2 separate regions of the Homo sapiens genome follow, and region 2 is linked to region 1. The links are chromatin contacts, found by Hi-C or POLR2A ChIA-PET in ENCODE. All regions are on one chromosome and are shown on one strand. Each heading gives the region's core, a stretch centred on a gene start or an enhancer-like site at or near the end of the contact. The rest is flanking DNA. Distances are from core to core; before and after follow the strand shown.

Region 1 (7,370 bases), core at 2,240-4,739:
TCTATTGCAATTAATAGACATGTATATTTATTTCTAGCTAGAATTGAAAGGAAAATGGGTGGGATATCAGAAAGATTACAGAATTCAGGTTTAAATTCAAACAGTGCTGTTTATCACCTGTGCAGTAATAGACAACATATTCTCTCAAATTTGGTGTCCTCTCTTGTAAAATGGAGAATATGCCACTTTGCAGTATTGAGCACTCTCTGCAAAAATGTACATAAGGGGATTCAATGAAACCTGGTTCGTAAAAATACACGTTGTGTAGAAAATAATTGATACCAGAGTACAGTATTGAGTACCTGCTTGAGAAATACTGTTCTGTAATTTGATTTTCTAAAATAAAATAAATGGGTATATGTGTGGGGGGGCCCAAGGACATGGGGTCATGGTACAACTTGTGGAAGCAGTAGGGCCTGTTTACATAGTTGATGCTGGACCTGGAGGATTTACTTGTTCTATTGAAGAGTAAATATTTAGAGTTTTAGACAGGCCCTGAAACCCCAATCTTTTCAGCATTGTGCCAGTTTAGGGAGGGAGGATGCTTTTAAGCCTTTTCTTCTCAACAGTTAATGATGTGGGTTGTATACTGGGGACCTGTGGAAAACCATTTCTAATGGTGGAGTGTTAAACAAGTGGGGGGCCGCTGTGTGCCACTGAGAGCCTGGCCTCTGCTCTGGCTTCTGTGCCTTTGGAGAGAGACCCCCATCCCCAAAGATGGTCTCCCTCTGGGTGGAGTTTTCTCTGGAAGCTGCCTTTCAGTGATATGCAGATATCTCCACCTACTTCCCCTGGTCTAGCCCCAGTGATAGTTGTTTATTGCACGCAGTCTCAAGGGAAAATTGATTGGGTATTTGACCACTGGTAAGGGCACACATCAAGTTTGGCATTTATATTGACTTAAGACCTGGGCTGTGTTTTGGCCCTGCCACTTGCTAGCTACTGGTCTAGGGGCAAATTACTTAACCTCTGCAAGCTCAGTTTTCATGTGAAACTCATAGGGTTGCTGTGAGGATTAAATGAGATAATATTTGCATTGTGTTTAGGGCAATGCCTAGCTCAGTGAAATAGTGATTACTTGTTCTTCAGGTTTATTCACACACACAATCACTTTCTGAGTGTTTGTTGAAACTCTTATTTTCAGAAATGGGACTTCACTGGCCTTACCTTTACATCATAGACATTTACCATAGACCTCTTTCCTGCATAGATCCCCATTTTCCCTAGTTAGGGCTGTCTGTGTACAGAGTTTTACTTTCCCTATTCTCTTTTCCCTTCTCTCTCTTTTTTTCCTCTGAGGAAGATGTTGATTCTTCTTCTTGTAGCTGGCAGAAAACACCCCTAGCAGCTTAGTGAGGAATGGGGCTTTGTCCACTTCACACTCATGTAATCACTTTGCTGAGGGTGTACATTAATATTTAGACAGCTCAGAAACATTTTTCCTAATAAGAGCCTCCCAGAAATAGGACAGCCTCAAGACAGACATTTATTGATTTCTTTCAGAATTTTAAGCCTAGTGGATTATCTTAATTTGATCCTTAAGAAAAAAGAAATTCAGTCTAGTGACATTGGGATCACATTTATGAAAATGGAAACATTCAAAATTAGCTGAAAATAATATATGTATGTATTTTTTTTCTTTAAGAGAAATAAACCTGCACCCCCAAATTGGAACTTCCATTGGTGTGAATGTGACGAACCTAGGCTGACTAAATTAATTCAGAAGGAATTTGCACCTGCTTTCAACTATAGGCACTTTTCCAGCTCTGCATAGTTTAAATATAATTTGTAAGTAGTTAGCCATGTAAATAATTTAACAAACCTGCTCATTTCTTAAGGCTTTGTTAGAGACATCTTAGGGTGATGAAAGGGGACATTTGTGGTGGGTTGTCTATTAAATGAGGAAGTAAGGCAAAGATGAAACCACAATGCTGTATAACGACAAATTACCAAAAATTGCCCCTGTTTTAATTCAGTCATCATTTAGGGTCATAGACTTTCTACTGAAAATGGAAATTGAAACTTAGTGATTCAGAGATCTACAAGTCCACTGTGGGTCAGACAACAGTGGTGTCCTGAAGTGGGGAATGGTGGGAGTGATCTGCTTTGGGTACACGCAGTAAGGTGATGTATTAGCTGTAGAGAATTAAAAAAAATTGGTTAAAAGTTAGTCTTTTATTGGCACCATGTGAAGCCAGTTATTAACACAGAATTGATAGAAGTGATAAAATACTCCTCCCTACCAGGGTACACTGTTCCTACCCACCCCCACAACTGCAATACCACTGTCAGACACTGTTTCATGGCACAGGTGACCAGAAGACCACACTTTGAGAAATACTGGCAGAGATAAAAATACTACTCCACCTCCCACTTTGGATATGAAGATACGCAGCCTAAAGAGATGAATGAAGTGACTTGTGCTCTGCCACTCACTCAGGTCCTGGCAGAGCCTGGCTGACCTGGAACCCTAGCAGTGCCATTATAGAGTAACCATTTCATCCTGATTTGAGATTGTCTCAGGAAATGCCATTTCAGGGAAAATTGAAACAGCTGGTCACTCTACCTGACTGCTCAGCCTATTAAACCCATCCTGAGGTCAGGACAGTAACTCATGCCTGTAATCTCAGCACTTTGGGAGGACTGCTTGAGCCTGGGAGTTTGAGACCAACCTGAGCAACCTAGTGAGACCCTGCCAACTCTACCAAAAAAAAAAAAAAAAAAAAATTAGCTGGGCGTGGTGGTATGCACCTGGAGCCCCAGCTACCCCAGAGGCTGAGATGGGAGGATCGCTTGAGCTCAGGAGGTCCAGGCTGCAATGAACTATGATTGCACCATAAGAAATGGCTTCTCTGTCTCGCCCTAAGGGTGACTTAGAGTGTTTGTGGGAAGAAGCTTCCTTGGTGACTGAGGGGTGTTGCCTGCCCCCACTGTCCCTGTGCCACATTTCATGGCTTTTTAAAAAGGTGATTAAAAGGCTCCCCATTAAGTGTGGGTTGGAGCTTCTGAGGGCAGAACTGTGTCTGTAGATAGCCAGGGTCAGTTCCTGGTGTGCTAATTCATCCTTAGCATGCCTGTGTTACTGAGACCATAAACTTTTTTGTTTTCCTTCTGCCTTCACCCAGTGTGTGTTAAGTCTTGCTTGTTAAGCTCCCACACTTAAATGGCTGCTTGCAGAATTGCAAAGGGACTAGGGAGAGAACAAAAACAGATATGCAGGTGGTGGTTGTTAACCAGACAGGATTTCTAAGGAGGGTTCAGGCAGTCAAGTGGTTTTGTGTATGTGTTTTATGTTCATAGTTTTGAGTTTTACAATGTGTGAAGCTTACTTTTGCTAGCATTAGGTATAGTTTATTTGAAAGAATGAGGCTCCTGAAATAAACATGCCAGTAAACTATATCTTAGAGTTTAATGAGAACAGTGCTAGGAAATTCCAGCTCCTCCCAAGGCTGCCTCGCTCAGAGGCAGGCGTTAGCTGTGGGTCTCTAAGCTTTAAACAGGCTTACCAGTGTCAATACTTGTGATGTCCCTGCCCCAGGCTGTCCACACCTGGTTAGTGTCAAGCCATCTAAGATTGGGCAGAAGGCAAGTAAACCAATTTAGGACCATGGCTTACCGCTTATTTGACTGCTGAATCCTATTTGCCTAGTGCTTTCACATCTTCTTACCTTCCCCTCTTTGCCAGAACCTACTCTGTCTTAAAAATGTCCTGGGTAAAAGGAATCTCCTCATTGGGAAGGGGATCCCTTTTACCTTTTGGCCCTGAGCCCTGGTTACCAGATGGTCTGTTGTTCTCACATTTCCCAGGGTAATAATGAATTTGGGGCAAATCCACTTGCATATATAATAAGAGCTTTCACCTCAACTTTTGCTACACTTTCAATGTTATTTATTACATACTACTTTTTAGTTTTTTGGCATTTAAAAACTATGTAATAGCATAAAATAAATGTTCTTTCTGTTCTCAAAGATAACGTCATGGTTTTAGGCTGTTTTTCTGATTTCTAAAAAGGAAATAAATTTGAGTTATTTGGTTCCACAATTTAAAACAACTGTTTATTTTTTGGTAAGCTGTTTCCCCCTTTTTCAGAGTTAAAGATGAGACAAAAATACTGCATTTAAAGCAGAACCAGACCTGGGTAGCCGCTCTCTCCGTCAATCGCCATTCCACTTGCCAGCCAATAACTAATTCTTTATTCAGGGGTCAAATATAAGGAATTTCTTTCCTTTCAGATTGTCTAAAGCTTTTCTAAATTGAATGCGCTTAGCTGCTAGAAACTTCCACCTTACTTTAAAAGCCAATCTAAGAGTCCGGCTGCTGCTCTGAATGAGAACTGCCAAAGTAAGTAAATAGTATATGATTATATATTTTGGGTGTTGAGAAGAGGTTACACTTATCTTTGCAGGTAAAGTTGAACATAGTCTTTTTGTTTCTGAGGCCCAGTTCGAATCTGTGGAGAGAGGGAGAGATGTAGATGAGAGTGTGAGTGCAGACGCTGATTGACCCATGTGTGCACAATGAAAGGGAGCATAGATTCCTGAGTTGGGCTTAAAATTCCATCTTGGAGAAACGCTGATTCAGTCACCATTATACCCTAGTGGGTATTAGCTCTAAACCCCAGCACTCAAACTTGCTTAGCAAATGTTCATATGGCATTGTTAGAAAAATGCTATTTTTTTCTAAAGCAGACTTTTTATTCTCCCTGTATAGCATTCATACTGAAACACGCATAAAAGTATACCTTCTTGTACAGCTCATTGAATTATCACAGCAAAGTGAATACACCATGTGTTCATTAATCAGAACAGAGATCAAGGATCAGAACATTACTGGTACCCCAGAAGCTTTAAAAACCGTTTGCAGTATGAAGAGGAAAGGCCTAATTTATGCAGCAAAACTCACTATTCCACTTAAGGAATAGTAGGTTCCTTATAGAGGACGACAGAAGCTCTGGTACTTGTCATTACCAATAGAACCTTCTTTCTTTGTGTTAAGTCTGTGCTCATGCTTAGATATGTGTGTGTGTGTTTATGTACAAAATCTGATTGGTATTTGGCCATCGAATTTAATAAAGAAATTACTGAAAAAGGAATGGGAAGAGGATGTCAGAATGTGAGAAAGTAAGAGAAAGGCCATAGTCAGAACATCCATTTTCTTTTCCACCTTATTTGATTAATATACTGTTTTATAAGGATAGGCGCTAGTAAAGAGACAAAAATACAGTATCTTTACATCTTTTTCTTTTTAAAAGATAAACAGATTAAGGATGTTAAATAGGATAGGTGTATAAGTTTGTTGACAAACTGGATCTTGTTCCTTGAATATAGATGGTCTCACTCAATTTGTCATTTGAGACAATGGAAACAAAGGTATCCGATACTTTGGATTTGAAAAAACCAGATATTTTGAACACAAAATATTGGTTTGTGACATTGGAATACTTTGTTTTGCAAATAATGTCTTTAAAACTTGCAGTGCTTGCATTTGAAACATTATGCTCACCTTAAAAACGTATCTTTTCATCTCAATTTTTCTTATTTAAGCTTTTTGTTCTGTCTTTGGATCTATCTTTTGTTCCTTTTATCCTTCTCTTCTTCAGGAATATCAGTTATACATATGTTAGATTTCCTTTGTCTGCCTTTCATGTCTATCATCTTGTCTATAATCATTTTAATATTATTAGTTTTTTCCATGTGGTTTTATTAATTTTTTTCACACCTGCCTACCATGTATCTTTTCACTCATGTTTGTTTAAGTTTTTTCTTTTGTTCTTAATGTTTCTGTAATCTTAAAAAAATTTACCCTTTTATTGTGCTGCTATCTCTGTTTGCATTTTTTTCAGTTTTATAATCACTTTACTAAGTCCTAGTATCTCTACAAAAAGGGCACAACAACATTCTTCCAAATTATTCATGTTTAAGATGATTGTTTTTTCAGGCTACTTTTAAATGGAAATTCTGAATTCTTTTCGGTTTTCCTAGAAATGTAATGACACAATATATAATAAATCTTAGTGCATTATTGTGTCAGCAGTAACCGTTTGTTAGTTTCTAGGGCATTAATTTTAATTTGTGGATTAAAAAATGTTTCATTATCTAACATTAATGCTACAAAATTGTGTTTGAAATATTTAGAATATGATACCTCTTGATTTAACAGTTATTTTAAAAATTACTAATGATATGTCTATAGTCTCATTAGGAAACTCCCCATACACGAAAAAAATAAAAAAATAAAAAAACACACAGCCAGTTCTCCATTTTCACTGTTTCTTCTATCTCACTTTCTTCCCTGATGTGTCCAGTATTAGTAGTTGATATACATGTCCTTTTGGACCTTTTTCAATGATTTGTCTACATATGTATGTATATGGAAAGATAAAGTTTGTTTAAAACATGAATGATGCCAGGTGTGGTGGCACGCACCTGTAGTCCCAGCTACTCAAGAGGCTGAGGCAGGAGGACTGTTTGAGGCTAGGAGTTGAAAGCTGCAGTGAGCTATGATTGCACCTGTGAATCTGTACTCCAGCTTGATCAACACAGCAAGATCATGTCTCTCAAAAAAACAAAAGAAAATATGAATGGTATATTCTGAGTCTTGCTCTGAAACTTATTTGTCTTTTTTCCACGTAAGGCCATGTCTTGGGGATTTTCCAATGTTGGTGAATGTAGAGCCATTTTCTTTTTAATGTGATGGCACAGCATCCCGTTATGTGGGTGTTTCCTAGTTGATTTAACGGCTTTTCCATAAATGCTATAGGAAACAATGCAGTAACTTCATTCCTATACAGACTTCTTTGCATTTAGGTGTTTTTGCATTTAGGTGTTTTTCCCTAAACTGACATAAAGAAGTAGAATTGCTGGATCAGAGAATGTGCAGAGTTAAAATTTTGATAAATGCATTGAAAACCTTTCAAGAAAAATTATACCAATTGACATCCCTACCAACGCAGTATGAGGAAATGCATTCCTCGTGTCCTCCCAACCATGACTTATCCTGCAGCAAATAGAATGTAATTTTGGTAAACTTAATCTATAAAGAAAACAACTATTTTAACATGATGACTTTTCCAAAGAACAGAAGGTTGGGATGCTGGTTAGGAAGGAAATTTAATAATACCATAACAAGACATTTTGCCACTCTTTCTTTAAAGAAATGGGAATGATAATCATAAAATACAGTGAGAAATTCAAGTTTATACTTTGAACTTTGCAACATCTATTGCAAACATTTATTTAACAAACATATTTCACCCTTCCCAACTCATTGCCTTAGGGTTACTTAGCTAACAGGAATGGTGAGTGTTGTGTTATATTCCTTTACAACAAATAAAAGTCAACCATAAGTTACCTTGAACAAGAAATCAGTA
Region 2 (7,370 bases), core at 1,608-4,107, 48 kb after region 1:
GTGGGCCTAGCTTGTGGGAAGAACACAGGGCTAAGATGTCATAACATCTTCCTCTGCAGTTCAGAGAACCAGACTCACCCACCATGGAATCAAGTCATAGAGTAGAACAGAACCCTATAGATCACTTAGGGGAGTTTCCAACTTCTGCTGGAACATGTCCAGAATCAGGCAGCTTAATAACAATTTTATATACTATGTAATATCATATAATAAATAATAATATTGTTATTTGATGTCAGTAATAATAAATTACAATAGTGGCTGCAATTTTTTGAGTGTATAGCGATTAAGGGAGCAGATTCTAGAGCAAGACTAAATGAATCTCAGTGCCATATTTCTTTGCCATACGACTTTGAAATCAAGTTGTTCAATCTCCCTGTGCCACAGTGCCTTCATTGATAAAATGAGAAATGTTGTAGTCAGTACCTGCCTTTTACAGTTATTTTGGGGATTAAATGAATTGCTAGGTGTAAGTTTCTTGGCGGAGCGGCTAGCCCAGAGCTGTTACGGTAAATATTCCCATATTAGAAATAAAGTAAGCTAAGAGTTGTTATTTGATATGTGACCTTAGGCCTGGAAAGAGCTGGGACTGAAAACCAAACCCGCCCATGTGTGAAGCCTCTACCTTTTCTTATGCTTTCTACATGTTGCCTCTTTGTGTCACAGCAGCCCATTTAGTTTCTGAACAATTCTTGTGGAAGTCTCTTTTTATATTCAGTTGAATTCTGGCATCTTTTAGTTTTGCACTCTTGATCACAAGTCTGTCCAAATATAGGGCTTTGTCCTAAAATGGACAAGAAAAAGTATACATTGAGGCTTTCTCCTCCCCTCATTAATGTTAGGATAATGAGCCAAATGTTTAATGGGTGTTGTTTGGACTCTGGAAATCTTATGATTTGTAGAAAAGAGGAACACCTGATTTGGAAGAGTCTTATAGGAGCCCAAATGGACCAGAACTGGGTCTCTTGTTGAAACAGTTTATTTTCTCAGGGAAGGTTACTCTTAGGAGGATGTACTGTTGGGATCAGGAGGATGATTATAAAAACAAGCAGAGGCCGGGCACAGTGGCTCATGCCTGTAATCCCAAAACTTTGGGAGGCAGAGTTGGGTGGATCACCTGAAGTCAGGAGTTCGACATCAGCCTGGACAACATGGAGAAACCCCACCTCTACTAAAAATACAAAAATTAGCTGGGCATTGTGGGGCGTGCCTGTAATCCCAGCTATTTGGGAGGCTGAGGCAGGAGAATTGCTTGAACCCAGGAAGCGGAGGTCACAGTGAGCCGAGATCATGCCACTGCACTCCAGCCTGGGCGATACAGCAAGACACTGCCTCAAAAAATAAATAAATAAATAAATAAATAAATAATAAAATAAAATAAACATTAAAAAAAAAGTAAAAACAAGTGGATGGTGTGGTTGTGGAACTAAAGCTGTCTCTACTGTTTTAAAAGGGCTATTGAAGCCTTTAATGCCTCTTGGTTTTGGCTAGTGGGGCAAAAGTAGCCTCAACTTCCATGGAAAAAAAGAGACACAGGCATCTTATCTTTTTTAACTTAAAAATCCTGCAAAATTTTTTCTTGGAACTGGAATTAATTTTAAAAAACCATAAAAATAAACTGCAGGGGTCTGAGAGTGTAAGAGGTTACTCCCTTTTTGATTATTTGTTGGAAGACAACCTCTAAAATTTTGGAGGGGAAAGTATTCCTTTCATATTTTATTTGGCGGATATATACAGATGGCACATTCCTTTTAGACTAGAGAAAAAATTAAGATGCGTGCCCTTAATCATTGAAATGGCACAATAGTGTATGATGGCGATAGAGCAGAGATTTTTCTCATGACTAATTTTGCAGTGAGTGACTGTTGTTGATTTGAAAATACATAACCGTTTTAAAGGACATTAAAGGACGTGTCATAATTTAGTCATTGTTGTTTACGTTGTTATCTTTCACTTATTTTTCATTGGGAATCTAGTTTAGGGCCCAAATCTGAAAGTAAGTTGTATTTTTCTTCCTCTGTGCTGTAAAATCGAGCTGGCTCTACTACACAACCTAACATTTGATTATAAACTGTTTTTTGGTTGTTTGGACTTGCAATTCTATAAATTCCTAGAAGGTGGGGGAATACTTTTTTATTCCTCTCTTAACAGTAGCATAGGCTCAGTGTCTTCTGAAATTGTATTTGAACTACTTATATAGGAAGATAGTCATTAAAGCACTTCACCCAAGCATAGGAAAATAGCTTTGCCTATGTGTAAGAAATGATTCTTGAAATCTATGGGATTTCTGAATATTTCATAGCTAATGCTTAAATGACTTACTCCATACTTTGCTAGAAATCTCTATGTATATGTTTGTCTTCTTCTCTTCCTGCCTCCTGCCTCTCCTTCCTCCCACTCCCTAATTTTTCCTGCCCTTATATGACTGGCGTCTCCCAGGCTCAGTTCTGGGTACTCACACAGAGCTCTCCAAGCTCTCTGACGTGATCCCTTGGTTTCAACCAATACCTCTCTGCCTAGTGTTCCTACAGCTGTGTCTGTAGGGCCTCTGATCACTTAGTCTTTTTGCAGCCACCACAGTTCCAGCTGTCACTAATACTGACACATTGAAAATGGATCTGTTTCTCTCCCTGCAGAGCTGATGTCTTTCTAAGTTGCCTTTCTCTGTTAACAGATGGGTGCATCTCTGAGGCTGACCGTTGGTATTCTCTTCCTCCTTTATGCATCTCTCCCAAGTGTCTTTGTTCCCCGTGGCCCTCCTCCCACCCACCTCCTTAGCATTTTGCACAGTCAGCAGTTCCCAACCTGGCTGCACACTGGAATTGCCCGGGGAGCTCCTGACAAAGTCAGTGCCCCGGTCCCACTTGAGTTGAGTCATAATATGTTTCAAAATCCTCCAGGAGATTGTGTTGTGGAGCAGTGTTGAGGATCACTGCTGTAGGTGTGCAATAAGGATTTTTAACTAATTGAACAGTAATTTTATGTACATCATAAATATGGGTTAATGTTTTGGTGCTGGTTGATATTCCTTAGAATGCTGGCCTTGGTAGCATTTTTCAAATTGTTTTCCTGACCATATATCATAAATTATATTGGTTCTTGGCAATACTCTGCCATATATAGAAAAATATATTGGGGAGTAGGAGATTCCTTTTTAAAGGGATGTGGTCTTAAATAAAAAAGCAATAGACATTTATGATATAATTTTCTTTTAAAAATTTTTTTAAAATCTTAGATTCAAGGGATACATGTACAGTTTTGTTGCATGGGTCTATTGTGTGATGCTGAGGTTTGGGTTTCTAATGATCTGTCACCCAAGTAATGAACATAGTACTGGATAAGTCATTTTTCAGCCCTTGCCCTCCTCCCCACCTTCCCCTTTTGGAACCCCCAGTGTTTATGGTTCCCGTCTTTGTGTTTGTGCGTACCCAATGTTTAGCTCTCACTTGCAGTATTTGCTTTTCTGAGAACATGCAGTATTTGGTTTTCTGTTTCCATGACAGTTCACTTAGGATAATGCCCTCCAGCTACATCAACGTTGCTGCAAAGGACATGATTTCATTCTTTTTTTATGGCTGTGTAGTATTCCATGGTGTATATGTATTAGGTTGGTGCAAAAGTAATTGTGGATTTTGCCATTACTTTTAATACCATATTTTCTTTTTCTAATCCACTGTTGATGGGCATCTGGGTTGATTTGTCTTTGCTATTTGACTAGTGCTGTGATGAACATACAAGTGCAGGTGTCTTTTTGGTAGATGATTTATTTTCTTTTGGGTATTTACCCAGTTATAGGATTGCTGGGTCAAATGATAATTCTATTTTTAGTTCTTTGAGAAATTTTCCACAGGCACTTTTCACATGGACTAAACTAATTTGCATCCCCAGCTATAGTGTATAAGCATTCCATTTGCTCTGCAACCTCACCAACATCTGTTAGTTTTTGATTTTTTAATAATAGCCATTGTGTCTGGTGTGAGATCTTATCTCACTGTGGTTTTTGACTTGCATTTCTCTGATGATTAGTGATGTTGAACATTTTTCATATGTTTGTTGTTGCTCATTTGTATGTCTTTTGAGAAGTGTCTGTTTATGTCCTTTGCCCACTTTTTAATAGGGTTGTTTTATTTTCTCGTTGATTCGTTTAAGTTCCTTATAGATTCTGGATATTACTCCTTTGTTGCGTGCATAGTTTGCAAATAGTTTCTCCCATTCTATAGGTTGTCTGTTTACTCTATTGATAGTTTCTTTTGCTGTGCAGAAGCTCTTTAGTTTAATTAGATCCCACTTGTCAATTTTTATTTTTGTTGCGTTTGCTTTTGAAGACTTAGTCATAAATTATTTGCCTGGACCAATGTCTTAGAAGACTTTTTCCTAGGTTTTCTTCTAGGATCTTTATAGTTTAAATTCTTACATTTAACTCTTTAACATTTACAATATCCTTTTTTTTTTTTTTTTTTTTTTTTTTTTTGAGAAGCAGTTTCACTCTGTTGCCTAGGCTGGAGTGCAGTGGTGCACCCTTAGCTCACCGCAACCTCCGCCTCCTGGGTTCAAGCGATTCTTGTGCCTCAGCCTCCTTAGTAGCTGGGATTATAGGCACGCACCAACACACCCAGCTTATTTTTGTATTATTAATAGAGAAGGGGTTTCACCATGTTGGCCAGGCTGGTCTCGAACTCCTGACCTCAAGTGATCTGCCGCCTCAGCCTCCCAAAGTGCTGGGATTACAGACGTGAGCCACCACGCTCAATTGGTATACTTTGAATTAAATACTGTAAATAAATTTTGGAAAGACTTCTATACTCTTCTCCTCCCTGCAACATTAATATTATTTGTTTGCTTTTGTTTATGAAAGCATGAAAATGCTGTATTCTATTTCTTATAGACATATACGTTTCTGTTTTTGATAGATTACTAAGTCAAGTTTGGTAGAATTGGTTTAATGATTCTACCTTCAGAGAATAAATCTGAGCTGATAGAATTTGAGACTGACAACGCCGTACAGTGATAATACTGGAAAGTAACAGAAGAGATCCCAGATGGTTTCCAAAGCTGGGGTCAGGACCAGCCTAATAAAGCCTGATAGAGTTATGTTCTGTAAGTGAAACGTTACAGTTTAATGCTCAGTGTGGGACAGTGGGGAAACCAGAGCCCTTTTTTTGTTCCTATTGATTTGACTTTTCAAATTTGACTGCATTTTTCTCTTCTCTAACAGAGAGATAACGCCTACCCTGTAAGCTTGATAGATTTGTCATGAGTTGATAGATTTGTCATGAAGATTCCATGAGATAAAGGGTGTGTCCCTGGCTTTGAAAAACTGGCCAAGTTCCAGGTGGAAGAAGAGGAGGAGGGGAGGGAGGGGGCAGAGCAGGAGATGGTGATAGTAACACAGCTGCGCCAGGCATTTCAGTGAGTTCCTAATGCAGCTTCTAGGGTGCATTTGAAATGAGGCACTTCCAGACAGACGTCTTGGGTTCTTCTCACTGAGTCAGAGGTGAAAGATGAGAAGTTGTCATGTTAAACTAATAAGTGACATTAGCAAGGCCAGAAGTTGAAAATAATTCTGCCAGTAGCTTGGGAGCTTCCCCTGCAAAGATTTCCAAGGTCTGCGAGCCAAGAGAGAGCCTTCATTTCTGACAGGAACAGTGGAAAGATCTAAATTAGAAATGGAATAGCCTTTAGAAACCTTCAGGCCCTAAGGGGCTTCACTGAGCATAATTGTCTTTGAATGGAAATATAAGTTTATAATTTGTTAGAAGCAGTTTTTCAAAAGTAAAATAGAGGCATGTAGAGGTTTTTATTGCCTTTCCACCTCCATCATTGAAAGCCTATTTTTGTAGATGTATTATCTTTAAGGTTCGTGTGCCTGGGTAGTGATTGATTTGAGAACACAGTGGGAAAATTTATTGCGCAAATGATATATTTTTGTGACTTTGTTTGGTTTTGATTCCTGGAAAATTTTACCGACTATATAGGTCTGGATATAGTTTTATAGCATTGGTCTTGAATACTCAAAATGAGTCACAAACCTATGGAAATTATAATTTACACAGATTTGGGGATCTGTGTAGTAGGCACAGGTGGTAGAGAACTGGGTGGATGCAGGTAGAGAACTGAAGAACTGCAGGTTTTTATGTGGTTTCTGATATAGCCCAGTTACTTCATTTAGGATAAACTATTGGCTATTTTGTAATTTATAAACTACCTTTTAAAGCAGGGCTCACTTAATGCTGAACATTAAAAATTTTTTTCTCTTTGTTACTGCAAGTGTAATTTCTTCTGAACAATTTTCCCTGTTATTTAAAAAATAATTTAGTTAGTAAGCTAAAAGTGTTAGCATTCATTGAAGTTAGGAATTGGCTCTTCCCTGTAACTTAGGTGAATTTTTTTTTTTTAGACAGGGTCTCGCTCTGTTGCTCAGGCTAGAGTGCAGTGGTACAATCATGGCTCACTGCAGCCTTGACCTCCCAGGCTCAAGTGATCCTCCAGTTTCATTCCCCTCCCACTGAGTAGCTGGGACTACTGGCATGTACCACTGCAACTGGCTAATTTTTAAATAATTTTTACTTTTTTGTAGAGACAGGGTCTCACTTTGTTGCCCAGGCTGGGCTCGGATTCCTGGGCTCAAGTGATCCTCAGGCCTTGGCCTCCCAAAGTGCTGAGATTACAGGTGTGAACCACTGTGCCTGGCCCCTGAAATTTTGAATAAAGGGAGAGAAAATGGTGGCAATGAGATAACAAGAACTTTTGTGTGTTTTCTAACTACTCAAGTAGATGAAACTCAATTAGATAGTTATATCTGAATAAATAGTCAAACATTTATTATGTGCCAGCAATGATACTATTGATAGCTGTATTAGTAATGCTTTTGGCTGAAAGTAACAGTACCTGATTGATACTGACTAGGTGAAAACTGATGATCTTGTATAACAGAAGCATGTAGGTCAGTTGTTCTGGTTTTGCTGCACTAGCTTTACAAAGCCATAGAGACGTAGAGCCTTTCTGCCTCTCTGCTCTACCATTTTGGGTTTTGTCCTTAAGCTTGTCACCTCTTGATCCCATTATCCCTGCTTCAAACGACATTATCTTTTACCGCAAGGAAGGAAGCAGAAGTTAAAGGCTGAGTGGAAAAATGAACAGTTGTTCTCTTATCAGGGAAGAAGATTTTTTTCAGTCCTTTCTAGTACCCCCAGTAAACTTCTCTACACCTGCTAGGGAAACAGAGAAAACAGATATTTAGAGAGTAAGAATCTGATTTTCATGATTGTCTGAGATGAATCATAATTCAGAATTACCCTTCCTAAATAAAAGGGGTGTTTTGTTTGTATGAATGAAAGAGAGGTGGTCGTTGGGTGGAAGAGCCACACTGT

What was found. Hi-C counts contacts between places; a loop is a spot of excess contacts on that map. ChIA-PET counts read pairs that join two places held with the same protein, here RNA polymerase II (POLR2A). Pooled maps may share reads with other maps.
Region 2: a loop to region 1 is called in a map of heart left ventricle, with 2.7 times the contacts of the local background. The contact joins two enhancer-like sites. A Hi-C loop is called at or near these places in 9 of 168 maps with a recorded cell type or tissue (Right ventricle myocardium superior, cardiac septum, heart left ventricle and 3 more), 12 of 37 single-sample maps with no recorded cell type and 9 of 50 pooled maps. POLR2A ChIA-PET finds 5 or more read pairs at or near these places in 7 of 52 experiments (Caco-2, K562, MCF 10A and 4 more).

Annotation. Positions count from the first base shown.
Region 1 is chr2:168,467,507-168,474,876 of GRCh38, forward strand. All of the region lies in intron 1 of CERS6 (ceramide synthase 6), which reads left to right. It overlaps LOC102724081 (a long non-coding RNA gene), which reads right to left. Exons shown (of 4, transcript XR_002959433.2): 1 at 1-7,370. Among named protein-coding and RNA genes, the nearest start is that of CERS6, 15 kb to the left of the region's middle. Within about 2 kb of position 3,490, at least 5 of the 41 ENCODE cell types and tissues checked have a DNase peak (open chromatin) inside an H3K27ac peak, as active enhancers do.
Region 2 is chr2:168,516,157-168,523,526 of GRCh38, forward strand. All of the region lies in intron 1 of CERS6 (ceramide synthase 6), which reads left to right. Among named protein-coding and RNA genes, the nearest start is that of MIR4774, 63 kb to the right of the region's middle. Within about 2 kb of position 2,858, at least 5 of the 41 ENCODE cell types and tissues checked have a DNase peak (open chromatin) inside an H3K27ac peak, as active enhancers do.